Regions from separate parts of the Homo sapiens genome. Here region 1 is linked to region 2. A link is a loop called in an ENCODE intact Hi-C map of the cell type or tissue named here. Cell type or tissue: psoas muscle. All regions are shown on one strand. Each heading gives the region's core, and the rest is flanking DNA. Links, peaks and the distances in the headings are about the cores only.

The links. Hi-C counts contacts between places; a loop is a spot of excess contacts. Peaks named below come from ENCODE experiments on the same cell type or tissue, not always from the same donor. Only the 100,000 strongest peaks of a DNase experiment are listed, where the experiment ranks them.
Region 1: a loop joins it to region 2, with 2.9 times the contacts of the local background. A loop is called at or near these places in 1 of 110 quality-filtered maps.

The regions. Positions count from the first base shown.
Region 1 is chr17:17,101,066-17,116,921 of GRCh38, forward strand. The region is part of intron 3 of MPRIP (myosin phosphatase Rho interacting protein); the gene reads left to right. Among named protein-coding and RNA genes, the nearest start is that of MPRIP, 67 kb to the left of the region's middle. RefSeq lists enhancers at 7,001-7,200, 7,221-7,745. In psoas muscle, for the core only: a CTCF peak has its summit at 8,377 (motif pointing right); DNase peaks (open chromatin) are centred at 7,026, 7,806, 8,986 and 10,716; H3K27ac peaks cover 6,766 bases.
Region 2 is chr17:17,156,573-17,172,428 of GRCh38, forward strand. It overlaps MPRIP (myosin phosphatase Rho interacting protein), which reads left to right. Exons shown (of 24, transcript NM_001364716.4): 14 at 1,860-2,430; 15 at 4,668-4,784; 16 at 7,537-11,343; 17 at 15,146-15,293. It also overlaps the pseudogene RNU6-767P. Among named protein-coding and RNA genes, the nearest start is that of PLD6, 42 kb to the right of the region's middle. RefSeq lists enhancers at 10,668-11,270, 15,001-15,660, 15,661-15,856. In psoas muscle, for the core only: no CTCF peak of the experiment used is centred there; a DNase peak (open chromatin) is centred at 9,499; H3K27ac peaks cover 516 bases.

The DNA.
Region 1 (15,856 bases), core at 3,731-11,730, 57 kb before region 2:
TGCTTCACTCAGGGAATTTATCTTAAGAGTTGGGGAGAAGGCAGGGGAACCTTCTGCCATGTCCTGCTATGCTTGTGTGGCCCTCTGAGCAAGGGAGAGCCTTGCTTCACCCTCAATAAAGTATCTTCCTGGTCTCAGGCCCAGTGACACCTGCCAACTGGTTAAGAAGCAGAGTTTAACATTTCAGTAATGTTATATCCGGATATTAAGAAAGAAAAGGCCGGGCCTGGTGGCCCACACCTGTAATCCCAGCACTTTGGGATGCCAAGGCAGGTGGATCACCTGAGGTCAGGAGTTCGAGACCAGCCTGGCCAACAGGATGAAACCCCATCTCTACTAAAAAATACAAAAATTAGCCAGACATGGTGGCAGGCGCCTGTAATCCCAGCCACTCAGGCTGAGGCTGAGGCAGGAGAATCGCTTGAACTCGGGAGGCAGAGGTTGCAGTGAGCTGAGATTGCACCACTGCACTCCAGCCTGGGCAACAAGAGTGAAACTCCATCTCAAAAAAAATTTTTTTTAAACAACAACAACAAAAAAAATATATATATAGTTACTTCAAAGAAAAACCTTCAGCAACATTAAACAGTAGTGTAGACAGCAGTGAGGACTTCAGTTGTGTATATATTTTCCTGCCTGGGGAATTGTTTCCTGAGGGTAGAGTTCTAGAAATAGAATGGAAAAGGCCCGTAGGGTAGGTACTGCTATGGCTCCTGTGGCAGGTTTGCAGACTGCTCAGGCAGCTGCAGTTCAAGTGCCCTTTCCAGGCCATGGGCTGCCTTCAAGCCATGCCCAGAAAGCCTGCCTGCCTTGGCTCTACATCCTGATGTCCAGGAGGTCAGGCTTGGCCTAAAAGAGGGCTGGCTTACCCTTGGCTCAAATGTCACCCGCAGGGAGCTGGGGGCTGAGGAAGAGGAAACGTCCAGGTGGGTGTAGTCCTCTGGCTTCTAGGCTTTCCTTTCCTATCTTCATTTTTTTTTTTAATTTTTTTTATTTTTTAAAAATAGAGACAGGATCTCCCTATGTTGCCCAGGCTGGTCCCAAACTCCTGGACTCAAGCAATCCTCCTGCCTCGGCCTCCCAAAACGCTGGAATTACAGGCATGAGCCACCGCACCCAGCCTCCCTTCCTGTCTTTATGGGCCACTCCTGTCTGCGTTACCCATAGTCAAGGCCAGGCCTTGGGCCAGGAAGGGGGCTATACCATCAGCTCCCCAAGTGTACAAGGCCCTTGCCTCTCCTTTGGCCTACATGAGCACCTGCCTTGTACTCTATGTTGTGCCAGGCATTGTGGGAGATGCCAAGAAAGCCAATCCCTCTGCTGCCCCTTCAGTGCTGAGACACCTGGGCCTCCAAAGGGCTGGTGCAGTGCGGAGCTGTCAGGCTTTCTTCTCTGCCAGGTCATTGTGATGGGGCAGGTGATCGTCAGGGCACGTGTGGAGTGTGCGAGCAGGTCCACCCATGACTAGTGGAGCAGCCTTGGCTAAGCCACTTTCTCACCTGTGCAGTGGTGACAGCCCCCTCCTCAGGGTCATTAAGGAGGTAGTGAGATGGCCATGTCTCATGTCCCATGCGCTTGGTATACACACCCCCAAGAGAGGCCAGGCCTGGGCTGACACAGGTACCCCTCACTCTGTGGCCCAGGTGGCATCTGCTGGCAGCACACCCACCCTCCCTGTCTTCTGCAGTTCCAGCCCAGCTAGTGGACACCTGTCCACAGAGGACTCTGAAGGAAACATCTGAAAGGTTAGGGCCCTGCTGGGCAACGTTGAGGTCGACACTGTGGACAGGCAGCTCCATGTAATTCTTCTTCCTGCCCTTACCCAGCCAAACCTGCACCCTTCTGGGGGTGGACCTCTGTTTGTCCCGTTTGTAACCACTTCTGTCTGGCATGGGCTCCAAGAGTTGATGCTGCATGCAGGCCTCATGTACTTTGACACAAGTGTGAGAGTGCTGGGGGTTGGAAGACTCATGTGTGCCAGCCTCCAGGTACAGCTAGCCTGTTTCCTCCATGCCAAGGCCTTGTCTCCCTTGAGGCAGAGTGGTGTGGTGGAGCGAGTACTGGACTAAGTCAGAAGGCCCAGGCAGTTCAGGCAGCCACAGATTAAGTCACTTCCACTCTGGCCATGGGGTCTTTGTAAGATGAGGAGGTTATGTCAGATGCGCTCTGGTGAAAGTATGGAAAAAAGCATTGGTGACGTGTGGAGCTAAGGAGGTCAGGCTTGTCACCAGGAGCTGGCCCTGTCCCCAGCCATGTGTCCCCATCAGCACTGCTGGGAAAGCAGCTCAGACCCCAGGGCCGGCAGCCGTGAGGGTATCTTGCAGTGGCTCTTTGGGAGCAGCGGCTGCTATTTTTAGTAAGCTGCCTAATTGGAGGTCCTGGTGGAGCTTAACCAGCTCACCTTGTGCTTTGATCCTTCTGTTTGGCCTTCTCTTTTTACGTGGAAAGAGCTGAAGTTCATGCCCTGACCAAAGCAGATTTGTTTTTGCAGGAGACGGAGGCTTTTGCTGTTAAAAAAAACTGCCCCTTCCCAGGCCCCTGCTCTGTCTCTTAAGTAATTTCCAGTGGGTTGTCAGCATTGATGTTGGTTCCTTCCTAATAAGATCTCCCCCTTTTATCTGCTATATCAGGACATCAGGGGTGGGGGCTGAAAAGAGTATTGAAAAAGATGGAAGCATTACTCTCTGCAGGAAAACAGATTGGTTTTAAAAATGCTGTCCTACATCCTGCCTCAGATGATGGCCCTTCGCACATGATTTCTCTCACTTTTGATGCCCTCACTTTATTTTAAGCCGAAGAACCAAACCTTCGAGTAAAGCCTCTTTGTTCCTTTTTAGCAGTGAGATATCTCCTAGGATGGGAGACCAGGTGTTTTCTCGGGAACAGTCATCATTTAGCTTTTTCCCAAAGGAAAGGAACTCTGTGTGTCCCTGGTGGCTCTGGGAATGGCGTGTGAGCCCATTTCCTCAGGATAAAACTAAGATGGTAATGAATAATGTCTGTTTGATTTGTGTCAGATATTCATGTGACACAGACACTAAGTGCTCGTAAACACTCTCAGTTAATTCTTGTGACAGCCTTTAGGGAATAGGCCTCATGCTTACCTCCATTATACAGATGAGGAAAACTGAGGCCTAGAGAGTCTGAGTCGTCCCACTGCTATGTGACCATGTGCCTGCACCATCTAACATGGTGCCAGCGCTCCTGATGTGTGGACGTGAGTGTCTGTTTTCTGGATGTGCATACAGCAGTGTACCAGGCTGCATGACCGTGGGGTGCTGCTGCATAGAACCTTTGGCCATGAGCGAGTTTTTGGTGAACTAACAGAATTCATTGTCCCCTTCCTGGTAGAGAATTGCTTCTGTGTCCTGAGGAGATGTGGCATGAAGGGTGGGCAAGGATTGTTCCTGCCAGCTGGGTGGCCGTGTCTTTCATCCTTCCTTCCTCCCGACCAGTCCACGGCTGTGTTCAAGCCTGGTGGGGAGCCGTGAAGGCAGAACCGTTTCTCCGTCCTTCCTTTTGTCCCTGTCACCTTCCCCTGGCTGCTAGCAGAGTACCTGTCCTGTGTCACAGAGAGACAGAGCCCCAATTGTTTTCTTTCCGCTGCGTCTGCTCCTTGCCTCCCCCTCAGCCACCCACGAGGTCTCAGTGCTGTGCCAGCTAGCTTGCTGCAGGGAGCCGCTGCCTCCCTTCGGAGCACCCACGCTTCCAGTCTCCCTTCCATCTTTCATAAAAGCATGGGCCTGTGGCTCAGTGGTATGGGCCACCAGCTTTGTCCTTAAGACCCCTCTTCATTATTTCCCTGAGCCCACTCTGGGGCCCAGTGTGGGCACTTGTTCAGGTTTCTCTGTTGGGATTCTTCTTGGTTTAGGGAGGGTGGTTGGCATGTGGTGGAGTTGAGAGGGGCCTTGTTGCTTCCAGGTGCTTTGGTAGAGTGGTCCCAGGTATCCACTGGGCGTGTTTGCTGCTTTCTCCTGTCTTCCCTGTCACAGTCCACTTTAGGGTTATATAAACCACACACAGAAGCCTACAAATAGACTTTTGTTGTTCATCCTCAAGTAGGCACTAATTCCATTCGATGGAACCTGGGATGGGCATCGCTTTCTCCCAGGGCAGGGAGCACTGCCTGCTGTCCCACAGCATGTCTCACCCACCCTCGTGGTGGGGCAGGTCGAGGGCCCAACAGGGATGCTCTTGGGCTTTTTCACTGCAGGCCTCAGCCAGCACCCCCAGGCAGCCCCTGTTGCTGCTCTCTGGCCAACAGTCTCCTAAGAGTCCAGGGTTGCCCATTGCTATTGTGGGGTCACATATCTTTCTACATCCATACTCCTAGGGAGGCGGAGTCGGTCTTGAAACTGGGTGGGGACCCCTCCATTCCCCCGTGCTCCTCTTGACTGGGGCAGTACTGTTCTCGCCCCCTAAGAAGGAGGTAGAGGTGAGGTCCCTGTTCACCTTGTCTTGGAGACCAGTCAAGACAGGAAAGCTCTCACCTCAGAGATGGATGGGTCCCTTGGCCACTGAGTCAGGCCACTGAGGCAGAGGAGGGCAGGCAGTCACTCACTGGTGGTGGTGTGAGAGACGCTGTCTCTGATTATCCGACGTCCTGTAATGAGATACTTTTCAGTGAGGGCTGTTCCCTGGAAACAGTGTGACTCCAGGACTATGGGAAGGGGGTCTGATTTGGGCCCTAATTCCAGCTCAGCCATTACCAGCCTGGTGGCCTAGGCAGGGCCTTCCTTTCAAGGATTTGATCTTTATAATAGTTTTGATCTTTATTTAGGGTTAGGATTAGGTTAAGGTTTTGATCTTTAAAATAGTTTTTCCTACCCCATATAGGACATCTGCCACTCAAAGGGAGGCATGTTAAAGAAACCTTTTATTGTGGCAAGCCGTAAGACAAAAAAACATGTGCATCCCAGGTTCAGCTTGATGAAGTTTCACAGATTAAGCACACCTGTGTAGCCAGTACCATGATCAGGATCTTCCTGAGTCCCTCAGTGGCTTTGAGGGATCTCAGAGCACGGCATCTCCAGGTGGGTGTGGGAGCTTGTCCAGGGCGAAGTGTCTGCAGTGTTGCAGTGAGGCACGGGGTGGCCTCACCACCATGTCTTTCTCAGCCCTGCCGGCGTCCAACACAGCAGAGGTGCTCAGTACCCCGTTTTCTACTGAGTGACTGAATGGGTGAAAGGCAACTGGATTCCTACACTCTTGGTCTTTTCCAGGGAGTCTGTGTCTTGGTGTTTCTGCTGCTTCACTCTTTGTGGTCGACTTGTAGAAGCCCCTCTGCCCAGAGGACTTGATCCTGGGCAGGCAGCAGCAGGAACACACCATGCCTGGCGTGGGCAGAACCTGTGATCTTGAAAGAGTTGAGCCTCCACCACTTCAGAGAGAGGGCAGCAAGAGCGCTCTGGAGCCTGCCCTCCACAGAGCTTGGTGCTTTGAGACCTGGACAGTGCCCACCAGACAGAATCCACATAGTGTTTCCTCTCCTCCTTCCAGAACCGGATCTTCCTGAGTCCCTCAGTGGCTTTGACTGGTGAAGGCTGGCCAGGCCTGCTGGAGAGATCCGGGATGCAGAGCTGTTTAGTCTGGGAGGCAGGTCAGTCTCAGAGGATGGGTGGGTCAGGGCTGAACACAAGGAAAAAAGACGCCACACATGGAAGGAAATCACCACTATGCCATCATAACTGACCAACTACATTTTCCCAACCTTGGAAGGACAAGGTAGGAGTGGCAGGCTAGAAGGATAGGTCTTCAAACATCACTGTTGATGCAAAGCTCCCATAACAAGTTGGATTTCTGAGAAGCAGATTGGGAATTCCCAGTGGGAGAGAGGCAGATGAGAGCATCCAAGATAACGACTTCTTTCCCAGATGCTGGCCTTCCTGGAATGCTGGCAGAGGATCTCAGTTCTTAATAATTATTTTATTGGGTGGGGAAGTCTTTGGAAGCAGAAAATAAGCCAAAGAGGAACTTAATGTCATACCCCTTTCTCAAGGAAAGTTTTATCTACAACACATTTGGTCTATTCTTAGCTTCTGCTCCTGTCCTTTGGAAACGTAGCCTGGAGGGTGTCGGGATTTAATGGGCTCTAGCCCCCTGCCCCTCCCTTTAGAGTGAGGGGGTGGATTGGTGTTTGTGGGTTTTCTCTGTGAATCAGTTCTGAGAACACCAGAGAGCTTCTTTCAGGGTTCTGGACTTACTGCCAGGAGGCCCAATTCCTCCCAGTGACAAAGTCACTGAAGACAAGAGTCTTCAGGAAGGAGCCTCAGAGCCTGGGCAGGGCGGGGACTTCAAGGCTGCTGCCAGGTTTGGGTAGATGTGGGGAGCAGGAGCCAGACAGAGGCTGGGTGCTATTCAGGTTGCTCCGGCATCTGGCATTTGGGCACAAGACCTGTCCTTAGAAGGCTTGGGGCTGGCAGGTGCCTTGTGAGCCTGACACTGTTGGTGCAGGGAGACACCTGCATCATCTCACGCAGCAGCTTCCTCTGGAGTTCAGTGTCCTGGGGCGCAACAGGGAGGGCTGTGGCCTGGCCTGTATTCAGGTGGATTTGGCACACAGGCCCAGGCTGGTCCTGCACATCCCCTGCTAGAGAGCAATCCCTACCCTCCTTTGTCCCCTTCGTGTCTGAGACTCTGATGGCGGGGGAAACCCAGAGATTCCTGTTGTGCATTGAGCTCGTTCTTGAGTTCCCATCTCTCTAGCTGGTTTGGAATCTTAAGTTTCTCCCCAGCAGGTGATTTGAAGTCCTTTGGGCTTCCAGCTTGCATGGGTTCCTCTGTGCCTGCCTGCTGCCCTCTGTGTCTGTAAGTGGTTGGCAGGAAGGTGCATGTGTGAGAACCTATGGTATGCCCGCTTAGGGCCAGGGCTGCAGAGGTTGCTCGCTGCTCAGGGGCCTGCCCGGAGCCCTGGCCACATGTCCCGCCTCACATACCTGCAAGGGCCATTTCCCTGTAGATAGAGCAGTTGCCTGACACAGCCACCACCTCTCCCTTTTTCCCAGGCCTGCTGGAGAAGGATGGCCCTCCCTCCTGCCTTGTCCCTCAGGCTGCCTGAGGGTTTCGTTTTCTTGTGGCTGGCATGGCCTTTCAGGGTACTGTCCCCAAGCACTTTATGAATCATAATCGCAGCTCCAGCATGTCCATTCACCCCCACTGCCAGCAGGCTCTTTACAGCTGCATTTTGTCTCCACACTCTTCTGTCTTTCTTTGCTTTCATCAGGCCCTCTTTGGCCCAGCAAAAAGCTGTAAGTGACTTAATACAGCTGGGTGGCCAGCCTGGGACAGACAGCCATCGGAGCCAAGCCTCTGGCATCAAATATAGATCAAGGTCTCCCTTTGAGGCAGTGGTTCCCAGCCTTGGCTGAACATTAGAATCACTAGAGAAGCTTTTAAGAATTCCTATGCCTCAGCCCTACATCTGAGAATTTAAATCTGAGTCTCTCTCTGGGCATAGAACCTCTATTTTGAAATCTTCCCAGGTGATTACATTATTCAGCAAAAGTTTGGAACCATTGCTTTAAGCTCTAAAACCTTCCATTTTAAGCCAGCTGGCCTTTGTCTCTAGCCTCTAGAGAGGTCTGGGCCCCCTGAAGCTGCTTCTCCCTGCTGTAGATCCCTCAGGGGTGACCGGGAGGGTGCTGGGGGTGGGGCCGGGTGAATGTTATGGGCCTCACAGCTGCATTGCTTTCAGTCTCACTGCAGCAAACAGCAGCTTGTTTTCTCTAGATCTGCCTGGCAGGCCTTTGGGCAGAAAAGGCAGTTACACCATGTGGCATGGCAGCGCCCTCTCCCTCTCAGGCTCAGGCAGACTTGGAGACCAGGCAAGCTGGGACACAGGAAGCTCCATCTGAAGCCACCAGTGGCAGCACTCCGCCCACCTGTATGCTAGCACTGCCTCTTCTCCAGTGCAACTTCTCCCGCCGGCTGTGGTGCGCAGATTTCTGAAAGCGCTCAAACAGGCTGAAGGGCCCTTAGCCCCCTTCTCTCCCTTTCCTTCTGTGTCCTCTCCTTACCCTCGCCACTTTGTTCCCCTCCCTTCTTATCCAAACATGCCTTGGAAAGGTCTCAAAAACTCATGCTGAAGGTATAAAATATTCAATCAGTATCCGTTCTGCCCACTGCTGAGCTCGTGGGTATATGGGGCACCGTTGCAGGTTCTTCTCTGAGAATTCACCAGAGGGACTTCCAGACAGTGGTGTAAAAGGGAGTGTGCACTTTTGCAGTAGAGTGGAGTCTGCAAGCCAAGAGGCCAGAGGAGCCATACATAGGCTCTGTGTGCAAGGGAAAGCAGTTCTCTCACACGAGTACTGACACTTTTGAGACCACAATGCCTGTGTACTGGGATTCAACAGTTAAGTAAATGGACGGCAGGTGGCAGGAGCCACTGTTGCACACAGTGACAAGGAACAGGCAGGCAAGGGAAGGAGGCTAGACTGATCCACGGAGGTGCTAGTGTGTTTAGTTGATAGAGACTTTAATAAAGATACATAAGGATACAGAGAGAAGTGTTTATAGATATGTGGTATGCCCAGGTTATATACACCTCTATTTCCTTGTTCCATTAGCGGAGAGGGCCTAGAAGCTGTGAGACCCGCGAAACAATGAGCACACCTGCCATCCAGATCTTGATTTTTAATGGCACTTTCCAATAAAAGTAAACCAGGGCTTCTGGAGGAAATGATCAATTCTAGGGCTGGGGCGGGAAATATACCCTAAAGGTACATGAAGCACCTTGCAATGCCAGGAAGTGCTTTGAGGCTGCACAGGTGCACATGCGGATGGGGGTGTGTCAGGGGGACATGGGAGCCGGCTGAAAAGCTCCCAGTGTCCAAAGCTGGAACACTTTGAGCAACAAAATAAATACTGTAATGTTGGATTATGGTGTAGTGTGGATGTTTGTCCCCTCCAAACCTCACGTTGAAATGTGTTCCCCAGTGTTGGAGGTGGGGCCTAGTTGGGAGGCGTTTGGGTCATGAGGGCAGATCCCTCATGAGTAGATCAGTGCCCTGCCCTGGGCGGGGCAGCAAGTGGGTTCTTGCTCTGTTAGTTTCCTGGAGACCTTGTTGTTAAAAAGTGCCTGGCAGCTTCCTTCTCACTCCCGCCCTCCTCTCTGACCATGTGATCTCTGCACACACCAGCGCCCATTTGCCTTCCACCCTGAGTAGAGCAGCACAAGGCCCTCCCCAGATGAGATCCCCAATCTTGAACTTTCCAGCCATCCAGAATTGTGAGCCAAATAACCCTCTTTTTCTTTATAGATGACCCAGCTTCAGGTATTCCCTTATAGCGGCACAAAACAGACTAAGACAAGATATAAAATCCACAAGTCCGTATTGGCATAAGGAAATCATTTAGTAAAGAAATAAATAAATGGGAGAGAAGAAACAAAATGTCCTGTGCAGAATTCCAGGTTATTTATGCAGCTACTCCTTACTTAAGGAGATGGCCATAGCTCCCCACTCCGTGTTGAGTGGTGACTTCCTTCCAGAGAGCACAGGGGTGGGGAGCAGCTCTGCAGCAGAGAAACTGACAGGCACGACCCCAGCCAGGCACTTAAGGTCATCATCAACAGTGATCAGTCGTGAAGCCTTGGAAGGATGGGAAGAGAAGGGGTATCACCTCTATGGTTGTCCTCCCTTAAACACATAACCACAGTCTAGTCGTGAGAACAACGTCAGACAAACCCAAATTGAGGTGCAGTCTACAACACACCTGATCAGCACTCCTCAAAACCATCAAGGTCACCCAAAACACAGAAGGTCTGAGAAACTGTTGCAGCCAAAAGGAGCCTCAGGGGACAGGACACTTAATGTGATGTGGGGTCCTGAGTGGGATCTTGGAGCAGGAGAACAGTAGATGCAAGCTGAGGCCACCTGAATCAAGTTGTGCTGAATGAGGTGTGAGCTTTAGTTAATAACAGGTCAGTATTGGTTTATTCATTGTAGCAAATGCACTGCACTGATGTATTAATAACAGGGTAAACTGGGTGAGAGGTGTAGGAGAACTCTTCACACACTCTTGTCTTCTTTTCTGTAAATGTGAATCTATTCTGAAATTAAAAGGTTATTTTAAAAGTTTAAAAAAAAAAACCAAAAAAAAAAGAAAAAACCTCTAGGCACAGTGTCGTGGGAGAGCCCTGTTTCACAAGGGGTAGTCCCAAAAAAAAAAAAAAAAAAAAAAAAAAGTACCATAGAGACTCGAAGAGAGAGGAAGCCACTGTAGGCCAGGCTGCTAAGAAGGACCTGGAAAGCAGGTGCCAGTGGCCTTGCCCTTGAAGGACAGGGAAGACCAGCACCCTGGCCATGAAGGCCCCAGCAGGTGTCCTGAGGCAGGACCAGGGCCCCAGGTCATGAGAGGAAAGCTAGGAAGTGGGGGCTCAGCAGGGAGCCTCACCAGGGGCTTTTTCCCATCTCCCCTGCAGCCTGGGCACCTGCCTGCTGGCCTGTGTGTCCAGGGGGGTCTCTGTTTTCTGCTTCTGCTGAGGAGGGAGACCTGGCAACGGGTGGCCCCTGAGAGACCATGCTGGGGAACAGCTGTGGAGAGTGAAGCCAGCGTCCCTCTTGGGACCGCATGTTCTGTTGTAGGACTTGTTCAGACTCTTCTGCCTGTTAAACCGAGGCAGCAGGACCAAGTGGGAACTGCGGACTGACTCAGCTGTTACGGGCGGTACCAACAGCAGGCAGTCTCCTACCTTCCTGAGTGTGATGTCTGGTCAGACCTGTGCCCAGTCTCCCTCAAGCGGGCCGCCTTCCCCAGCACTGCCCACTCACTCTCTGTTCCCAGGAGGCCTTTCCCACCATATCTGCTGGCTTCTCACCGAGGCCCTTCCCCACATGCTACCCACCCTGGCATTTGTTTAGCTTGCCCGACTGCTTGGAAGGGCAACCGTCCAGGCCAGGTTTCATCAGTTCTGTTCATTGTCGCATGACAGTCGTCGGCACCCCACAGAGCAGGTGTTGGGTAAATATTAATATTTACGAGGTGTGCGGGTGCTGTGGGCAGCGTGGTCCACCTTGGGCATGCTGCTGCGCTTTTCCAACTGGTGTCCCTGTGTATGCGATGGCAGTGATACACCTCATACTTGCGGGACAGAACATGCCTGTGTGAAAGGCCTGGGTAACGGCGCTTTCTTATCTCCAGCTGAGCTCTGTCTCTGCCCTCCCACTCCTTGGGCCTAGCTCTCTCTGTCGGGATCTCCCAGGACAAGTCTCGAGCCTTGTGCCTGGGGCCACCTTTAAGACATCTGAATCCTCCAAACCCGGCCTCCTTGCCCCTGCATCCCACAAGTGCCCATCTCACAGCAGCTATGTATGCCCTCTCTTCCCCCCGTATCATGAAGTCTGTGGCAGGCACCATGTCTTCCTCATCACTGTGACCCCAAGCCTGATGTCCAGTAGATGCCATGGAGTTAAAGGATTTGGGGGATGGTGGCCCTGCCCCGCAGCCCCAGCCCCTCCCCAGCTGCCCCTGTCCTCTGTACGTGGAACAGTCCTGGCTCCTGCCGTCTGCTCCTGCAGGGCTCACTCAGGACCGTCATCTGCATGGTTCATCGCTCCCATGAACTGAGTTCCACTTACTCCCAGCCTCCTCCCCTCTGCCCCTTTAAGGGGAGCCCAGCTCTGCGGGAGGAGGACAGCCTCCTGAGGACAGGGCTGCAACTGGGCTGTGGGTTGGTGCCACTGGACAAAGGTGTTTCAGCGCAGCCGGTGGCGTTGAGGGGGAGGGAGGGAGGATGAGGCGGCCCTCAGGCTGTGCCTGTACTGCGTTCCATCCCCACTGAGTAGCACGCGGGCCTTGGGAGAGGCTAGGCATTTCTGCTGGTGACACAGCCAACTCACTCTGTCCTTTCTCCCTGGCCACAGGAGGCCAGTGAGGCATCCTCAGCCCTGGGCTGTTTCCCAGCGGTCCTCCGAGCTCAGACAGCTGGGATGGAACTTGGGGTCTCACTAGCTCCCATGAGCTTTGGGAGCTGTCCACTTGGGGACTCCCCAGGGTTGGGGCTGGAACTGTTTCATGCCCTGGGGGGTGGCAACTTGAGGCTGCCCTTGCAGACGGCTCCTGGCCCTGCCCTGCAGTCTCTTCTTCCACTGATTGGTATCCCTGCCTGCCCTCCCCAGCTGAGTCCATCACTAGTGGTATAGCTCTCAAGGGTCTGTTTTCTATGAAGACAGGGACAGAAATGCCAGAGAAAGGTAGCTGGGGTATAGGTCAGGTACAGAATTTTTGAAAAGAAATTTGCCAGTAGCTGTTCTCACCCTGGCAACCACCATTCTACTCTCTATGAATTTGAGTACTTTGGGTGCTTCACATAAGTGGAATCATACAGTATCTATCCTTTTGTGACTGGCTTATTGCACTTAGCATAGTGTTTTCAAGATTCATCCATAGTATAGCACATACCAGAATTTCTTTCCTTTTTATGGCTGAATTATATGGCAGTGTATATACATACTACATTTTGTTTATTCATCTATCTATTGGTGGACACTGGAGCTGCTTCCATCTGTTGGCTATTGTGAATAATGCTGCCATGGTACGTGGGTGTACAAATATCTGTTCGAGTCCCTGTGTTCAGTTCCTCTGGGTATATACCTACAAGTGGAATTGCTGGATGAAACAGCAAATCTATAAAGTCCAGTTTAATTTTTTGAAGAAGCTCCATACTGCTTTCCAGAGTGGCTGCACCACGGTTCCAGTTACTCCATGACCTCACCAACACTGACAGTTTTCTGTTTTTTAACTTACCTCTACCCTAGTGAATGTGAACTAGCATCTCATTGTGGCTGATGTGATTTGCATTTTCTTTTCTTTTCTTTTCTTTTTTTTTTTTTTTTTTTACTTAAGAGACAGGGTCTCACTCTGTTGCCCAGACTGGAGTGCAGTGGTGCCATCACAGCTCACTGCAACCTCGAACTCCTGGGCTCAAGGGATCCTCCCTGCTCCCAAGTAACTGGGACTATAAGAGTACACCACCACATCTGGCTATTTATTTTTTAATTTTTATTTTTAGAGATGAGGTCTCACTATCTTGCCCAGGTTGGTCTCAAACTTCTGGCCCCAAGCAATCCTCCTGCTTTGGCCTTCTGAAGTGCTAGGTGACTTTCATTTTCTAATGACTAATGACGTCAGGCACCTTTTTATGTGTGTCTTGGCCATTTGTATATCTTCTTTGTATATTCACATCCTTTGTCTATTTTTAATTGTTTTTTGTTGTTGAGTTTTAGGAGCTGTTTATTCTAGATACTAATACTTTGTCAGATATATGATTTGCAAGTATTCCCTTCCCTTCCCTAGGTTGCCTTTTCGCTCTCTTGGTCCTTAGATGTACAAAGGTTTTTAATTTTGATGAAGTCTAGTTTATCTTTTTTTTTTCTTTTGTTGCTTGTGCTTTTGGCGTCATATCCAAGAAATGGTTGCTAAATCCAGTGTTACAGGGCTTTTTTCCTTGGTCTTCTGTGCATTTTATAGCCTTTGTTCTTGCATTGAGGTATCTGCTCCATTTCAAGTTCATTGTTGCATATGGTGTAGTGTCACCCTTGGTTGGTGGATCCTGCTAGCTGACCATTGTGGTGGGTGAGGGGGATGAAAAGCTGTTCTTCCCCAGTTCCCATGCCTCTCCTACCTTCTTCCCATCTACCCCCCGCCCACCCACCACCAGTTTTAGGAGGAAGGTGGGCCTTAACTGGGTGAGGGCTCCCAAGGGAAGCTCCTCTGGCAGAGGGCCCTTGGCCATTTGGCGGGGGCCCTGGTATCTCGCTGCCCAGGCAGCGGCCGAAGCCAGCAGGCCAGCCTGGCGTAGCAGGTGTGAGGAGGAACTTCCTGGTCTTGGCAGCAAGTGAAAAAGGTCCTTGTTTTCTTATTTTCTCCGTTAAAAAAAAAGTAGTTTAGTGGTTCTAACTATGCCCCTGGGAAAGCCCTGAACGGGTCATTTCCTCAGCATCCCACAAAGTCACTTGTAGCAGAAGGCCCAGCCCACGCACTGCAGCACCAAGGCTGGGGCGAGGCCCACACTGCATTGTTGCTGCTGGCATTAGCAGATGCTGCACATCTTGGAGGCCCCCTCCTGCTAATCCACGAATGCCTCAGAAAGCATGCACTGTCTCTGGGGCCAGAGCTGAATCTTAGAAGAGGGCCTACTTGGGATGGGAGCGGTAGCTCTGCGTCTGTGGTGACACCCACTGTCACATTCCAGTAGAGGGAAGGAAAGGTAGGGCCTCGGGATTTTGGCCCTGACTGCATGGTTCCTGCTTCTTCTGTGATGGAGGCGGCATGCTGTGGTGGGCTAGGAGTTAGGAAGCCTGGGCCTGAGTTTCCACGTCCAGACGTTAGGGAGAGGTGGGGTGTAGAGGGCCTTCCAGGCCTGGGTTGGCAGGGAGGCGAGCTCTTTCTCGTGATGGAGCCATGAAGGCCTGTTGGAAGGCCTGGCCTGCTTGCTGCTGAGCCTGTGGTTTCTCCCTGTTATCTGTGCAGTGTTCTGTTTTGTTTTGTTTGAAGTGTACAGGTCATTGTCTTTGAGGATATTCACGTGGTTATACAACCACCAACACAATCTAATTTCAGAGCATTTTTCATCAACCCCCAAACAAACCCTGCATCCCTTAGCTGCCACCGCCACTCCTCCCCTCCTGCTTCCCATCTTTATCGATTGGCCTGTCCTGGACGCTTGATGTAAATGGAGTCATGCAGCATCATCTCACAACTTTACCATCTGCTGGTTGCAGCAGAGTCATTGGCCCAAGGCTGGGGTGGTGGCTTCAGACCAACACCATGGACTTGGTGGCCTAGGTGCTGATCATGCAAAGGCCATTCCTCAGGGGCCTGCATCTCTTTCCAGACAGCTTCTCTACCTCATGCCCTGCAGAGCCTGCCACTGTCTGGTCTTTGCACACGTGTCATCCTGTTAACCCTTAATGAATATGGGATTTTGGTTAAAATGATGGTTTCTATTTTATAAATAAAACGTATCTATTACATATATAAGTAAATCAAATATTTATATTATAATTAAATCTATAATATAAATCTAGCAGGGTTGGCTTGTTCCATCATTCAGAAATGTTTACTGAAGCACATATTGGAAGGTGCTGACCTAGGTGTATAGAGTAAATACAAGGAGTTTTATCAGGCACCTTGTGGCTTAGTATGCAGAGCAGTTGGGCAGACCTGTGGATGGGCCATGGCCTCTGCACAGGGGCTCCCTTCAGGGAGCACAGGACAATGATCCAGGAGGGGAGATGTGCCAGGCAGGCCTCTCCGGCAGGACAGTGATAAAGGAGGCTGCTCTGTGCAGCGGGTAACCGTGGGTCTCCCAGGCCAGCAAGTAGGTCCAGGAGGCAAGGTGGGGCAATTGGTGCAGGGAGCAGAGCTTGGGCTGGGAGCTGTTGGAGCAGTTGAGTTGTGGGTTGGCTTGGCCGGATCTATGTTCATGAAGAATGGTTCTGGGGCTGTTCCTGTTGAATCATTCTGAGGCTCCCAGCACTGCTGTGCCTAGGAGGGTAGAACCCATGGGCCTCTTCACTGTGTACCAGGTGTTCCCAGCTGGCCTCATCTAGCCAAGCCTCCCACGGAACTCCCAGAATCACAGGTCTGAGGCCTCCGTCCTGCCAGTCCCCAGTCTGTATTGGTGGGCAGTGGGAAAGGGCCTGCCCCGCATGCATCTGCAGCTGGGGAGAGGGGTCAGAAATGTTTTGCAGGTAGTGTCTGGGGCCAGGTGCTGTCAGCCTGGGGCTCAGCAGAGGGGCAGACCCTGCTCTCCCCTGGAATGTGGCCTGGGAAACCAGCCTCTGGTGCTCCCCAGGGCCCCAAGGCAAGGGCCAGAGAGGCACAGGGAGAATCTGCACGGTACTCAGCTGCC
Region 2 (15,856 bases), core at 5,333-13,332:
CTGGGGTGGGGAAGTTGCAGGGTGCTTCCCGCCTTTGGCACTAGAGGAGCCTTGTGGGGAGGTTTCTCCTAGGGAGTGCGGCCGGTTCTGGTGTGGCTGTGACTTTGGCGGCTGTCAGGGCCAGGCTGGGGGCCTCCATGCATGCCCTGCCCTATGTGTCATCCTGACACTCTCCATGGCCAGGAGCTCTTAGTTCAGTGACGTCACAAGATCTGCCCTGTGTCGTTTTCATCCAGATGTTAGCGTGCTCTTACAGTGGACACCTGCAGATCCTGTTGCTGTGAAGCACTTTGCCTCTCACTCGATTGCTGCCTGGACAGGTGACCCTTGCTCCAGGTGGTGACGGCAACCATTTCCTCTTTTCCTTGGTTCTCTCTCTAAAGACTCCTTTCCTTTTGGCCCTAATTGAAACACATGTGCTCCCTGGAGCTCCTCCTTGGGCCCTCACTGTCCTCAGGTGGGCTTGCAACTGCCTTCTGAGGGCCTGGGTGAGATTAGGGGCCCCTCAGTCAGCCTCGGACCAGCTGGCAGTCTGTGGGGCCTATCTCTAGAGTCTACAAACCTTTGCCTCAAACACTCCCAGCCTCCTTGACAAATTGCCATCAGCAATGTCCCTGTCCCTGCCCTACTGCAGACGAGGCCTCCCCAGGAATCTCTGCTTCTAGCAGATGGGGACTAGACATGGATTCCTCAGGCAGACCTGGCTTCACTCCACTTACTGCAGGGCAGGTAGCAGCACCATGAGCACGACCTGCGCAGCTCATGTCCCGTTGCTGGCTGCCGCTTGCCTGCTCAAGGTGGCAGGTAACCCAGTGTCCTTCTCCCCTTCTGCCTTCCTCTCCAAGCCTCTGGCTACTGCATGGTGTGAACTCGTGGCCACCTGGGCCTCCTGTTTCCCTCACCCTTAGGAGGTCCCAGTCTTTCATACTGATCCATCTGTCATGCCAGCAGCTGGATTGGGCTTTTAAAACATAGATTCAGGCTGGGCACAGTAGCTCACGCCTGTAATCCCAGCACTTTGGGAGGCAGGCGGATCACCTGAGGTCAGGAGTTTGAGACCAGCCTGGCCAACATGGAGAAACCCCGTTTCTACTAAAAATACAAAATTAGCCAGGCATGGTAGCGCATGCCGGTAATCCCAGCTACTTGGGAGGCTGAGGCAGGAGAATCGCTTGAACCCAGCAGGCAGAGGTTGTGGTGAGCCGAGATCGCGCCATTGCACTCCAGCCTGGGTAACAAGAGTGAAACTCCATCTCAAAAAAAAAAAAAACAAAACATAGATCTGATCACGTTACCTGCTTATTAAAAGGTAAGCCCTTCTAGAAAGTGCTAGTTTTCCCTCATTCTGTCACCACTGTCCAGTCCAGGGGTGCACAGGGCCCAGGCCTCACCTGGCAGGTACGGTGGCTGTGCCCAGGTGCAGCCTAATGTAGTTCTTGGCCCTGAGCAAGGCAGGGCTGGCCCGTCCTGCCTCTGAGGCTGTGGGAGTCCTGGGACTCCCCTGGCTCCATACCCTGGCAACGGGACCACCACAGTGAGCCCCTCACAGCCTCTTCAGTCAAGGGACCCCCCCAGTGTCATTATGTGGGAAACCTCAGCTTTCTGAGGCTCTTTTCCCTTCCTTTCCCCTTCCCCTCCCCGTCCCCCTCCCCCTCCCCCACTCAGAACCAGTTTGGGAAGGGATGTGGGGTAAAGGCAGAGTATTCCTGTCCTCCCTGCACTTAGGAAGCTGGGATTAGGATAGAAAAAGGATGTGGTGCTCACAGGGGCTGGGTTGTGGCTCAGCATTGCCAGCTTCTGCCTGGCAGGCCACACCAGAGCCGCCCCTGACAGGCTATGTCCATCCTCCTGCCCCACAGCTCGTTGCCAGAGGAAAAAAACAAGAGCAGCTGCTCTTTTGAGACCTGCCCGAGGCCTACTGAGAAGCAAGAGGCAGAGCTGGGGGAGCCGGACCCTGAGCAGAAGAGGAGCCGCGCACGGGAGCGGAGGCGAGAGGGCCGCTCCAAGACCTTTGACTGGGCTGAGTTCCGTCCCATCCAGCAGGCCCTGGCTCAGGAGCGGGTGGGCGGCGTGGGGCCTGCTGACACCCACGAGCCCCTGCGCCCTGAGGCGGAGCCTGGGGAGCTGGAGCGGGAGCGTGCACGGAGGCGGGAGGAGCGCCGCAAGCGCTTCGGGATGCTCGACGCCACAGACGGGCCAGGCACTGAGGATGCAGCCCTGCGCATGGAGGTGGACCGGAGCCCAGGGCTGCCTATGAGCGACCTCAAAACGCATAACGTCCACGTGGAGATTGAGCAGCGGTGGCATCAGGTGGAGACCACACCTCTCCGGGAAGAGAAGCAGGTGCCCATCGCCCCCGTCCACCTGTCTTCTGAAGATGGGGGTGACCGGCTCTCCACACACGAGCTGACCTCTCTGCTCGAGAAGGAGGTAATAGCCTGGGACCAGATCCCCACCCTGCTCCCAGCAGCCTTTCCAGAGCATCAGCTGTGCCCAGCTGTGGCCTGAGGGGTTCATCTAGACAGTCCTACCCGCGAGGGACTTGCAGACCCCTAGGGGAGACAGACGCATAGATGAGTCCTCATAGTTGAGGCAGACCTGAGAGCTGTGGGAGCGTGCCAGTGCATGCAGGGCAGGGAAAGGGGCCTTCCAGGCACAGAGGAATTCTTCCGATGGTGGGGGCCCCTGCCATTGAGAGGCAAGCGGCGTTGCAGGGCCTAGATGGTTTCCTCGTTCTGACTCCCGATGGCAGGAGGGGCGCGAGCAGGGCAAGGCTTTTGCATTACGCAGCCCTGGCTTGGACAGGTCAAAGCTGTAGGCAGAGACCAGCCCCAGGTGCTCTTACAGTGGCTTGGGGACGGCCGATCAGATCTGAAGCCAGGGGCATCCAGCAGGAGATGACAGCTGGGTCCTAGGTCATGAGGATATGAAGCAGAAGACAGTGGTGAGGCAGGGTAGGCTGTGGATGAAGGCTGCCCTGTGACTGTCACTCCTCCACGAGGCCTTCAGTGCACCTAGGTACATAGATGAACAAGCTGGCCCCCGAACTATAAAATAAGATGTTCTTTCATGGAAATGTATGCAGAAATCCAGTCTGCAGAACTTCAGTGGTAGATTGACATGTCTGGGCAGGGAGTCTCGTAGCTGGGGAGGTGTAGCGTTACAGTTTTTGTAGAACTCCCTGTTTCACTCTCCATTTAGGGACAGTTTTCAACACTGTGTTTCAAATGTGTTCTCTTACGTAAGTAGCTTGTTAAAGATTTGCCACTTGGGTATGCCTCAAGCTTCTCATCTTTTTTGTATTTTATTAACTGTATGAGGCTGAGTTACCACCAGCACTAATACTTGTACTTTTTCATTTTCCTCATCCATTAACAAGTAACAAAGGCAAGATGAAATAAAATAACAGTTGAAACTCACATTACTTCAGGCTACCAAAATGGGCCAGCCAGCAGGCGACACACTGGCTCAACAATCTGGGGGGTCAGTCTTCACTGTTTAAAAGTCAGGGGTCGGCTGGGCATGGTGGCTCACGCCTGTAATCCCGGTACTTTGGGAGGCCGAGGCGGGCGGATCACAAGGTCAAGAGATCAAGACCATCCGGCCAACATGGTGAAACCCCGTCTCTACTAAAAATACAAAAATTAGCTGGGCATGGTGGTGCATTCCTGTAGTCCCAGCTACTTGGAAGGCTGAGGCAGGAGAATCACTTGAACCCAGGAGGCAGAGGTTGCAGTGACCTGAGATCGCACCATCGTACTCCAGCCTGGCGACAGAGCGAGAGTCCATCTCAAAAAAAATAAATAAAAGTCAGGGGTCTCCCCGCCTCTCACAGCACAGTCTGTCAGCACCCTGGGCGGCACTGGCCTGACTGTCCACCACACACACAGCTCCATTCAGCACGAGCTCTGGGAGCAGGTTGGGTAGCCCTGCACATGGCCAGGCATCAGGAGGCACCTGGGAGGTGTGTAGGGAAGAGGTGGATGGATGAATGAGTAGCTGAAGCTGTTGAAAGCAAGAAGAGTGTAAAATAGCTTACTCATGGGTATCCACACCTTGTTTGAGGGAACTGCGGGAACTCTTTTTGCAAACAGAACTTTGTGGAATCCATCATGTAAAGCTGGTCAAATGGAGTGGTTTCAGTTGAGACCATAGTGGGCCCTGGAGTGAGGCCTGCTTGGGGCCACCACTCACAGTGGTCCCTGTAGAGCCTAGCCTGGCCTGTGTGACCAGCTGAGGACACCCAAAGGACCCCATGGGGTGCTTCCTCCAGATGCAGATGCAAAACCCTTGTTCCCCAGTGGACACATTCCCCTTCTCAGAAATGAACACCCCGTATGGGCCTTGGCACCTATATAGGGCGTGCATGTTGGAACCTTGAGCAGGTGTGGGAAGTATGTGGGCATCCAGGGGTGCCTGGAGTAGGGAAGGACAAGGTAGTCCCTTGGTGCCCATAAGGTACCAAGTCTGCCATTGTTACTGATGGCTTGCATTGGAACCTTCACTTCCAAATGCTGCTGGTAAAGGCCATATCAGCACATCTGCTGAAATGTGGAGACTCCAAAACTCTTGGGCCACATGGAAGACCAGTGAAAGAGTCTGTGCTGTGCAGCTGCTTTGTTTATCATTGTCATTTTGCATAAAAGTGTGTGTCTTTTTGCCAACAGCTGGAGCAGAGCCAGAAGGAGGCCTCAGACCTTCTGGAGCAGAACCGGCTCCTGCAGGACCAGCTGAGGGTGGCCCTGGGCCGGGAGCAGAGCGCCCGTGAGGGCTACGTGCTGCAGGTAGGGTGGAGGGGCTGCTGTGGCCCATGGTGCGCTCAGGAGCTTCAGTGTGAAGGGTTCATGCTCAGGCAGGCTAGGAGTGTGCAAAACTTGGCTGAGCAGGGGTGTCTCCCAGGAGCTCATGCCCCTGGGCTTTTCTGCCACAGGACTGGACACTCAATGTGCTTGGGGGGGTCTGTTTGTTTTTCCCTCCTGATATGACATTTTGGGGAATCTCCCTGAAACCTCTATATCTAAGGACTTTTTTTGGTAATAAAATGATTTTGGTGACCTTTCCCTTTGACTCTGAAAGTAGCCAATATACATTTATTGTAAATACCATACATTTGCATGTGATTTCTCATAGTTTTCACTATAGTAATATTGGACCTATTGTACAGATTGAAGACATTGAATCACACAGCAAGTCCAGTGCCTGCTTACAACCAACAGCAAGTCAGTGGCAAAGCTAGTACTGGACCCCATTCCCATCTGTTTCTATACCACACCTGGCAGGCAGAGCTGGGGCTCTTACCACTACTAGCCCAACCCCGGGATACCTCCACTGAGATCCTGTACCACAGAGCCCTGATATAGGGGTGTCACAAGGCTGGAGCTAGCCTGGCCCAAGGGCGTGCCTATGTCTGCTGACTTTCCTGCAGCGTGCCAGGCCTTGTGCCAGGTATTGGGCATAAAACAGATATACTCTTGTCCCCATTGAGTGGTAGAGGAGATTGTGATAGGAAGATTGATATATAAATACTGCAGGAGAAGTGAAGTGGGGTACCAGAACAGGGAGCCTAAGTTCTCGGCAAAGGCTGAGGGTATAACATTAGAATCAAGGTCCTAGGTTCAAGACTTGGCCCTGCTACTGACCCCCAAAGCAAGTGCATGTGTCCCCTCCTCTACAGCGGCAGTCTGCTGCCTGTGTAGACTTAGACCCAGTGATCCCTGAGGGCCCTTCCGGCTCTTAGACCCCGAGTCTCTGTCACGTATTGTCTACATTTGCAGACCGCAGTGCGCTGACCTTGGTCTGAGTTGTCCCAGGCAGCAGATGGAACAGGGGCACTCAGCTGGCCTCTGACCATAGTCTGCCTCTTTGCAGACTCTCTGCTGTTTCTTCTCCTGTGTGCTCCCTGGGCCTTCTCTTTCTTTCTGCCCCACATGCCCTAGACTCTCCTCTCCAGCCTCTTCTGCCATAGTCATTGCCATGCCCTGTTCAGACCTGGTGAACAGGGCCTCCCTGTGGGCCTCCCTGCCAAGGTCATTTGCGCTTGCCCTCCAGGTTTGAGGAGCATCTTTTTAATTCTTGATTGGGCCTCATCCTATAAGAACTGGCTTCAAATCAGGTAGTAAAGATAAAAGTTCAGCATCCCAAATTCGAAAATCTGAAATGCTCCAAAATCCAAAACTGAACGCTGACATTATGCTGAAAGGAAATGCTCACTGGAGCATTTCAGATTTTGGATTTTTGGATTGGGGATGCTCACCCAGTAAGTAGAATGCAAATATTTTAAAATCCGAAACAGTTCTTGTCCCAAGTATTTTGGATAAGGGATACTCAACTTGTACTAAGCAGCGGACTTTGCACATTGCTAACCTAGGAACCTACCTCTGTCTAACTTGCATAATTGCATGAGCCTACACTGAAGCCCCTGTTGGTCAGCACTGGGCAAAGCTGGTCTTTAATACCTTTTCCCTAAGTCTAATAACCTGTGACTTCTCACCACCCTTTATGCTTTGGAAATGCTTTTAATCACGACTCAGAATGAGCAGGGGGTCTGTGGGGTTAAGGGTCAGGAGCCAGCTACTGGGGTGGGTGCTATACTAACTGCTGGGAGGAGCTTGCATGATTTGGACATTGAGTGTGAAGTGTAACTTGAACTTAACATAACTGAGTGTCACATCTGTGGCTTCCCCGGCCAGCAGACCGAGAGGGAGCCATAGGCAGGCCAGATTCTTAGGCTGGGCTCGGCTCACTCTTGTTTGTGTTGTTTTTCCCTATATTAATGAGTTCTGTCTCTGCATGCCTTTCAGTGTGGGGAGTTTTGTTTCATTTACGTTGTGTTTTGTTTTTGCATGCTTCACTTTTTCTTATTTTGAACTCCACAAAGGTTTGTTTGTTTTGTTGATTATTGTATCTTACTCCATGGTTCCCGTTCCCCCCTCGTTTTGACTTCTTACAGGTAGAGATTAGTTCTTCCTGTTACTCTAGAGGACTGACTACACTTTCCACAGGAAAATGTTTGGATGTCACCTTGCTGACATCTCCCGAGTGTTACCTTCCTTCCTTCTCCTCCTGTCTTAGAAGGAAGTGGCATCATTTACCTACACCTTGTGTCCTGCGCTTGTTTAGGATTTGTTGTCAAGACTGCGTACTTTTTGTTTTGTGAAACAAACAGCTGCAGGTGCTGTGCTCCTCCCGCCTGTCCCTCTTCCTGGCGCTCTCTTGTCCTTTAGTCTTTGTTTTGCTTCTTAGTGTGTTCCATTATTCAGTTTTGTTTGGTTTATTTCTCCTAGAAGCTGTTTGGTTAAAGCTGTTTTCTGATGTTATTGTCCATGTTTTCTGTTTACCTGGAAGCAGCTACTTACTAAAAAAAAAAAAAAAGAAAATTTGTTGGATTTTTTTAATGGGAAAAAAAAATAAAGTTGTACAAAGGATAAAAGCCAAAGCCATCAAGGAGCTTTCTGTGGTTGTTCCTGGCCAGAGGTGTGACACTCAGAACTGGGAGGCCCGAGTGTTACTAACCAGTATTTAATCGGTTTTTTTAAGACTGAAGTGGCCGCCTCCCCATCGGGTGCCTGGCAGAGGCTCCATAGAGTCAACCAAGACCTTCAAAGTGAGCTTGAAGCCCAGTGCCAGCGCCAGGAGCTGATTACACACCAGATTCAGACCCTGAAGCGTAGCTATGGGGAGGCCAAGGACACGATCCGGCACCACGAGGCTGAGATCCGGAGCCTTCAGGCACGGCTCAGCAATGCGGCCGCTGAGCTAGCCATCAAGGAGCAGGCGCTGGCCAAGCTCAAGGGCGACCTGAAGCGGGAGCAGGGCCGGGTCCGCGAGCAGCTGGAGGAGCGGCAACACAGCGAGGCGGCGCTGAGCAGCCAGCTGAGGGCTAGCGAGCAGAAGCTCAAGAGTGCTGAGGCCCTGCTGCTGGAGAAGACGCAGGAGCTACGGGGCCTGGAGACACAGCAGGCGCTGCAGCGGGACCGGCAGAAGGAGGTCCAGAGGCTGCAGGAGCGCATTGCCGACCTCAGCCAGCAACTGGGCGCCAGTGAGCAGGCGCAGCGGCTGATGGAGGAGAAGCTGCAGAGAAACTATGAGCTGCTGCTGGAGAGCTGTGAGAAGGAGAAGCAGGCATTGCTGCAGAACCTAAAGGAAGTGGAAGACAAGGCCAGCGCCTATGAGGACCAGCTGCAGGGTCAGGCACAGCAGGTGGAGACCCTGCAGAAGGAGAAGCTGAGCGCCACTTTCGAGGGCAGTGAGCAGGTGCACCAGCTGGAGGAGCAGCTGGAGGCACGAGAGGCCAGCGTGCGCAGGCTCGCAGAGCACGTGCAGAGCCTCTGTGACGAGCGGGACCTCCTCAGACAGCGGTTCCAGGAGCTGACAGAGCGCGTGGCCACGTCCGACGAGGATGTGGCTGAGCTCCGGGAAAAGCTGAGGAGAAGAGAGGCTGACAACCAGAGCCTGGAGCACTCCTACCAGAGGGTCTCCAGCCAGCTGCAGAGCATGCACACTCTGCTGAGAGAGAAGGAGGAAGAGCTGGAGCGCATTAAGGAAGCACATGAGAAGGTTCTGGAGAAGAAGGAGCAGGACCTCAATGAGGCTTTGGTTAAAATGGTTGCCTTGGGGAGCAGCTTAGAGGAAACAGAAATTAAGCTCCAGGCAAAAGAAGAGATTTTAAGGAAATTTGCAAGTGAATCTCCAAAGGACATGGAAGAGCCACGGAGTACCCCTGAAGAGACAGAAAGGGATGGCACTTTGCTCCCAGGCCAACCAGTCCAAGCCACTAGGGCACCTCTAGGCCTCCCACACACAAGGCTCGAGGATGAGGACGAGGACCTGGGGGCTCCTCCGGGGGAAGAGTACGGTGATGGCAGCCCCAGTAGGGAAGACAGCATGGTGCCCCCAAAGTCAGTGGAAGTGCTTGACAGGGAGGGCCATCAGCAGGGCACAGCCAAACTCGACCAAGGGGCACCTGGTGTTAAAAGGCAAAGAATCCGGTTCTCCACAATCCAGTGCCAAAGATACATTCACCCCGAAGGGTCTGAGAAGACCTGGACCAGCAGCACATCTTCCGACACCAGCCAGGACCGGTCACCCTCGGAAGAAAGCATGTCCTCAGAGCCTGCACCCAGTGTACTGCCTGCAACTGGCGACTCTGACACGTACCTCTCCATCATCCACTCCCTGGAGACCAAGCTCTACGTCACAGAGGAAAAGCTCAAAGACGTGACCGTGAGGCTGGAGAGCCAGCAGGGTCAGAGCCGTGAGGCACTGCTCGCACTGCACCACCAGTGGGCGGGCACCGAGGCCCAGCTGCGTGAGCAGCTCCGCGCCAGCCTGCTCCAGGTTGGCGCACTGGCCTCCCAGCTGGAGCAGGAGAGGCAGGAGAGGGCCAGGAGGGTTGAAGGGCATGTTGGAGAGCTTGGGGACTTCCAGGTCAAGAATAGTCAGGCCCTGATGTGCCTGGAAAATTGCCGAGAACAACTGAGATCTCTGCCTAGGGCCAGCCAGGAGGATGAGCAGGACGCACGCGCAGCCTCCCTGGCCAGTGTGGAGAGTGCACTCGTCAGCGCCATCCAAGCCCTGCAGCACTGGCCGGCCCCAGCCCATGGCGGGGCCCGTGCACAGCTGGAGACAGGTGGCACCGAGGAGAATGGGAAGCCTGCCTCCCTGCAGCAGTGCTCCCAGTCTGAGTTGACAGAGCAGGAGCAGGTGAGGCTTCTTTCTGACCAGATTGCTCTGGAGGCCTCGCTGATCAGCCAGATAGCAGATTCCCTGAAGAACACAACATCAGATGTCTCCCGAATGCTCCATGAGATTTCTTGGTCAGGACAGCCACCGATGGAATCTGCTGGGGCCCCCGTAGACACCTGGGCCAGGAAGGTCCTAGTGGATGGTGAGTTCTGGAGCCAGGTTGAGTCTCTGAGGAAGCACTTGGGGACACTGGGAGGAGAGGCAGTCGGTGCCTCAGGAGACGGGCAGCAAAGCATCCCACAGGGCCTGGCCCCCATCCTGGCCAATGCCACATGGGTCAGGGCAGAGCTCAGCTTTGCCACACAGTCAGTGAGGGAGTCGTTCCACCGCAGGCTACAGAGCATCCAGGAGACCCTGCGGGGCACCCAGACGGCCCTGCGGCAGCACAAATGCCTGCTGAGGGAAATCCTGGGAGCCTACCAAACCCCAGACTTTGAAAGAGTGATGCAGCAGGTCTTGGAAGCCCTCAGGCTTCCAGCGGGCCATGAAGATGGTGTTCAGCTGTCCTGGGACCTGAGCCCCTTAGGAGAAGTCCTGGGCCGAGACTCAGACAGCTCTCAGGAGCCCTTCGATGTGTCTGACCAGAGCCCTGGGGCCTTTGTTGCTATTCAGGAGGAGCTTGCCCAGCAGCTGAAGGAGAAGGCCAGCCTCTTAGAGGAGATAGCGGCTGCCTTACCATCTCTGCCACCTGTGGAATCGCTGAGAGATTGCCAGAAGCTTCTCCAGGTGTCCCAGAGTCTCTCGTATAACACTTGTTTGGGAGGCCTCGGTCAGTATTCTTCATTGTTGGTTCAGGATGCCATTATTCAGGCCCAGGTTTGCTATGCGTCCTGCAGAATCCGGCTAGAATATGAGAAGGAGCTCCAGCTCTGCAAGGAGTCCTGGCAAACCCGGGAGCCCTCCTGCTCAGAGCAGGCACAGGCAGCCCGGGCCCTGAGGGAGGAGTATGAGGAGCTTCTCCGCAAGCAGAAGAGCGAGTACCTGGATGTGATCGCCATTGTTGAAAGGGAGAATGCAGAGCTCAAGGCCAAGGCCGCCCAGCTAGACCATCAGCAGCAGTGTCTGGAGGATGCAGAGAGCAAGCACAGCATGAGCATGTTCACCCTGCGGGGCAGGTATGAGGAGGAGATTCGGTGTGTGGTGGAGCAGCTGACCAGGACCGAGAGCACACTGCAGGCTGAGCGCAGCCGGGTCCTGAGCCAGCTGGATGCCTCGGTCAGAGACAGGCAGGACATGGAGAGGCATCATGGTGAGCAGATACAGACCCTGGAGGACAGGTTCCAGCTCAAGGTCCGGGAGCTGCAGACGATCCACGAGGAGGAGCTGAGGACCCTGCAGGAGCACTACTCGCAGAGCCTGAGGTGCCTTCAGGACACCCTCTGCCTCCACCAGGGGCCACACCCCAAGGCCCTGCCAGCCCCTGCCCCCAACTGGCAGGCCACCCAGGGAGAGGCTGACTCCATGACGGGGCTGAGGGAGCGCATCCAGGAGCTGGAGGCCCAGATGGATGTCATGCGGGAGGAGCTGGGACACAAGGACCTGGAGGGCGACGCGGCCACACTGCGTGAGAAGTACCAGAGGGACTTGGAGAGCCTTAAGGTCTTAACGCCCCATTCAATTTGCAGAGCAGATCTTCCTTGATAATGGGGTGGGTGTGGGGACGTCTGGCTCAGCTACCGTGCAGGCAGAATTGAGGGGATATGCTGCTGTCCCTCTACTTGCTAGCCATGGTGTGGTCTCAGCAGGGCCTGGGCCGCAGGCTTAGCCTCTTGTTCGGCATCCCCCAGTGTCCTCCACCAGGAGGAGAACTAGCAGGAGGGCCGCCAGGGTCCCTGGTGGGAGAGGAGCACGTAGTCTTCCCAGCACTTCCCTGCCTGCCTAATGCGGCCTCTCCGTGTTCCTGAGAGCAGCCCCCAATCCCCTTGCCAGCCTTGCCTCCTTCCTGCCCCTGCCCCGGGAACCCCGTCTGGCCCAGTCCCAGCCCAAATCTGAGGCAGCTGCCTGAGGACAGCCTTGTACTCACAGCAACACCCCGGAGAGCCAGGGCCCAGTTGGAGGGCAGTCTCCTCCTGATTGCCCTAGGAGAGCACAGTCGGGCGGAGGGTCCCTCTCTGGAACTGGCATTTGATGTGTGCTCTGGTGAGAAGAACTTTCCCACGGAGCACAGCCTCCAGCCACTCCTGTCCCCTTCCCCAGGACCTTTACAAGTAGATTTTCCCCAGAACTGTCCTGCATCCCCGCCCCTGAGGTCCTGGAGCACAAAGGCGAAATGCCAGGCCCTGGAGGTGGTGGTGGGCTGAGTGGAGGCCCAGCTGTCTGGCCCCACCCTTTGTAGCTGCAGGCCACACCCACCATGTGTGGCTGTCAAGCATCATCCCTTAGACTCAAAAGTTTACCATGATACCTGTGCCCTTATGTTCCTTCCACTCAGGAAGCTGCCCCAGTAAATGACTAGGATGACTAGGCCCCTCAAAAGCCATGTTCAGGTGGTGCCTTCCACGCTCATGTGGCAGAGCCAGGCGCGCACACAGCCAGCACCATTGTGCTGCAAGCTCCTGACTCCCAGGTGGCTGCCACTGCTCCTGCCTACACATCCTCACAGCCACTGTCTAGCAGGACACCTGTTTTTCCCAGCCCGTTACTCCTGTAGCTCTGAATGGAAACAGCAGCTCACATGTCACCTCTGTGTGACGGACTCGGCCCCACCCAGACACACAGGTGTGGTTGTCAGCGAGCACCTCAGGAGAACTGAGAAGCTCTTTTTCACCATTCTTTCCCCAAATCAGTCAAAACCTTTTAAAAACCATTATGAGTTGTGAGAAGGTTTCAACAGCTATGTTTTCAAAGTGTGTGTATATGATGGCACTGTGGTCAGTTCACCAAGAGCAGCACTGAGATGGGTGGATCCAGGTGCACCTTGAAAAGTTAATTGCACAAACCTTTGCTTTGACCCCAAATACGCTTGCTAGTGCCCTTCCCTGCAGCTTCCCAGACAATCAGCAGGGTCCATGGGGGCAGGGCCTGGGCACAGCAATGCCCTGCTTCCTGTCTGCATCCATAAGAGGCCCCTCCACACCGAGGCTGCTTTAGGTTAGCCAACCAGGTGCAGGGGAGGCCCCATGCAGGTGCCATTATACCAACAGTGAGCAAGAAATCAGAAAAAAGAGGACTGCCTTATGTTGAGAACTGACCAGAGATTGTGCTGGGCCAGTGTCACTAGGAGGGAGAAACAGATGATGCAGGTCGGGATGAGGCCCCTCCCAGGGGCTTGGACACTGTCCACTCCCTGCTGCCTTAGCTGCCGTTGCATAGTGTCCCCTCCTGTGCCTGGGAGCTTCTAGCCCAGGTGTGGTGTTCTCACCCACCCCTGCAGACTTACAGAACTTGTAAATAGACAGCACCTTGAGATTTCATCACTTTATGCAGATTTCCACTTGGGTCGTTGGGGACAGGGTCTTGGCCTAACAGCCGTCCTCTGACATCCACAGGCTCCCACCACACCACGATTGCAGTCATCGGGGAACTTCTTTTGGTGTCAGGAATGATTGGCTTAAATTAACATTTGTTTGCAAGATCAATTATTTTTTAGCATATAGTTTCTCTCCAAAGAAGCAACTAGGTCTTTAAAGATGTCCCAGTGCTTCTGTTAGATTTTTGACTCTTACCTGCATAATATTCCAAAGCACTCAGATCAAAATAAGACTTTTCCCAGCAAGTAGACTCAAAGAAAAAAAAAAAAGACTTAAAAGATCTATTAATACTAGTTGTGCTCGTTTTAGCAGCATATATACTAAAATTGGAATGATACAGAGAAGATTAGTATGGCCCCTTTACAAGGATGACACACAAATTCATGAAGTATTCCATATATATATATATTTTTTTTTTTTTTAATTAAAAAAGACCTATTAGTTAAATGTGTTAACTGAGAAGCCACATACAAACAGAAGCGAGTGGGAGGAAGAAAGAAGAGCTCAACCTTGGGGCCTGAGGACCAGGAGCTCCAGAGCTCCGAGCTCCTGCAGCCGTCCTGAGGTGTGAGGGTGGCAGAAAGAGACAGATGCTTCCAGGTGGAGCCGCTGGGAGAGGGGATGGGACGCCTAGTTAATAGTGGCAATAGCTGAGACATTCACCCAGAGCAGCACATAGGTTGCAGTCAAGTCCAGACTGACCACGAGTTTGGAAATACTGCCTGAGGCTCTCAGAGTTGGCCATCACCAAAAGTGGGCCCAGAGAAAAATGCCCAGGCATGCTGATAGGATTTCTTGGTATCCTTTCTTGAATCCACATGCAAGAAGATTAACCAAGTGGTGCAGGCTATCAGCCCAGAGTGGGGAAACCCCCACACTTGAATTTGGAATGGAATGTGGCCACGTTCTTCCAGTTTTTAAAACTCAGCGAGAGGCCCAGTCCCTTCTCTGAAGCAGACCACTTGAAGGATTTAGACAGAAAGTGTGTGCCTCCGTGCTCAAAATAGCTGCACACCCACCCTTCCCGGCAGCTGTGCAGCACGCTCACCTGCTTTGTTAGTGAGCACAGCTCTGATAACCAGGCCTGGGCTTCCTGGTGTGGCTTGCTCCCATCCTGGGGCATGCCTATGTCGCTCTAGGGAGGCACAGGAGAGTTTGGAAAGCAGGTCTCCTGTCATGTACTTGTTAGAGTTAGCAGAGGTGCTAAGTCATTGGTGCCCTTCTTTAAGAAAAGAGTAAGAAAGAAGACACAGGCTAGAAGGAAGGGGAGCCTGTAGCCTGATCTTACTCCCTCAGTCAACACCTGAGCATTAAGTGACCAGCTGGAGGTTGTCAGCTGGCTAGTGGCAGAGTCCCAACCCCCAGCTCCCAGAAGTGGACTCTATGTACCCCCAACCCACTGTGGGTTGAGAGGCTCCCAGCCCGGTGCCCGCCAGGCCACTCCCTATATGTGGAATGGCCTTGGTTCCCTCCAGCAGACAAGTCCCTCATCCCTGTTTTACGGGCCTTTCACCGTGTCCCTCCAGACCAGACACAGCCAGCCTCTGCCCACGTGCTCTCTCTTCCTTCCTGTGGGTCCCACCTGGCAGCAACGCAGGAAGGTCCAGGGTTGGCTGGTTTCCATTTCATAGCAGCCTGTCCCCACCTACCATACCAACTTCTCCCAGGAAGAAATGGGGCACAGTACAGTCACAGAAATAAGAGGTAGAGTTGACTGGTAACACCCTTTTCTGAATGCTCTGATGGCATTGCTGAGAATCCCCAGACAGCCCCAGGGATCCTGTTCAGGGCGCCCATGGTGGAGCAAGCTCAGTGAATGCCCAGTCACAGCTGGGCCTGGACAGGGTGGGATTCCTGGCTCCTTTATTTAAAAGGGCCCCCAACTTAGAGGTAAAGAAAGAAGTCGATGAAGTCCCTTTTGCATTTTGCAGGCCACGTGCGAGCGAGGGTTTGCAGCAATGGAAGAAACGCACCAGAAGAAGATTGAAGATCTCCAGAGGCAGCACCAGCGGGAGCTAGAGAAACTTCGAGAAGAGAAAGACCGCCTCCTAGCCGAGGAGACAGCGGCCACCATCTCAGGTTGGGGGGTGGGGTAACCCTGAGGGCAGGGTGGGTGGCCAGCTTTTTTTGAGCTAGACACACAACTCAGAGGAATGGCAGCCTTTAAATTGCCTTTTGGCTGAGATGTAAACTTCATTGTTGAAGGGTTCTTTGACTATTCACTCTGAGGCAAAGGCCAATTTTAGGTCCCTTTTGAGAGCTTGTAAACTGAGAGCGCACACTTCGACCCCTGACAGCCCCGTCGTGGCCGGCTGCACACAAGGAGCTGTCCCAACCTGTGACTTTCCAGTTCCAACAAGTAGACTGACCAGTGTCAGTCCAGCCAGTGACTTTCCCCCTGACAGACACCTGTCAACGTGGGACCACCTCTGGCCAGAATGCCCCTGCCGTCAGCGTGAAGATATGTAGCTTCACCGGCAGGTGGCCCTAAACAAGCACGTCCCCTCCGCCTTGTGCTGCCTTCCCTTTATGTAATCGCCACCTCAGTGGTTTGTTAATTTAGTTCCAAGGAAGAAAATACACCAGCACAAAAGCTTGCTTGTTTTATAAACTCATGTTGGAATTTAACAATGACATTTATT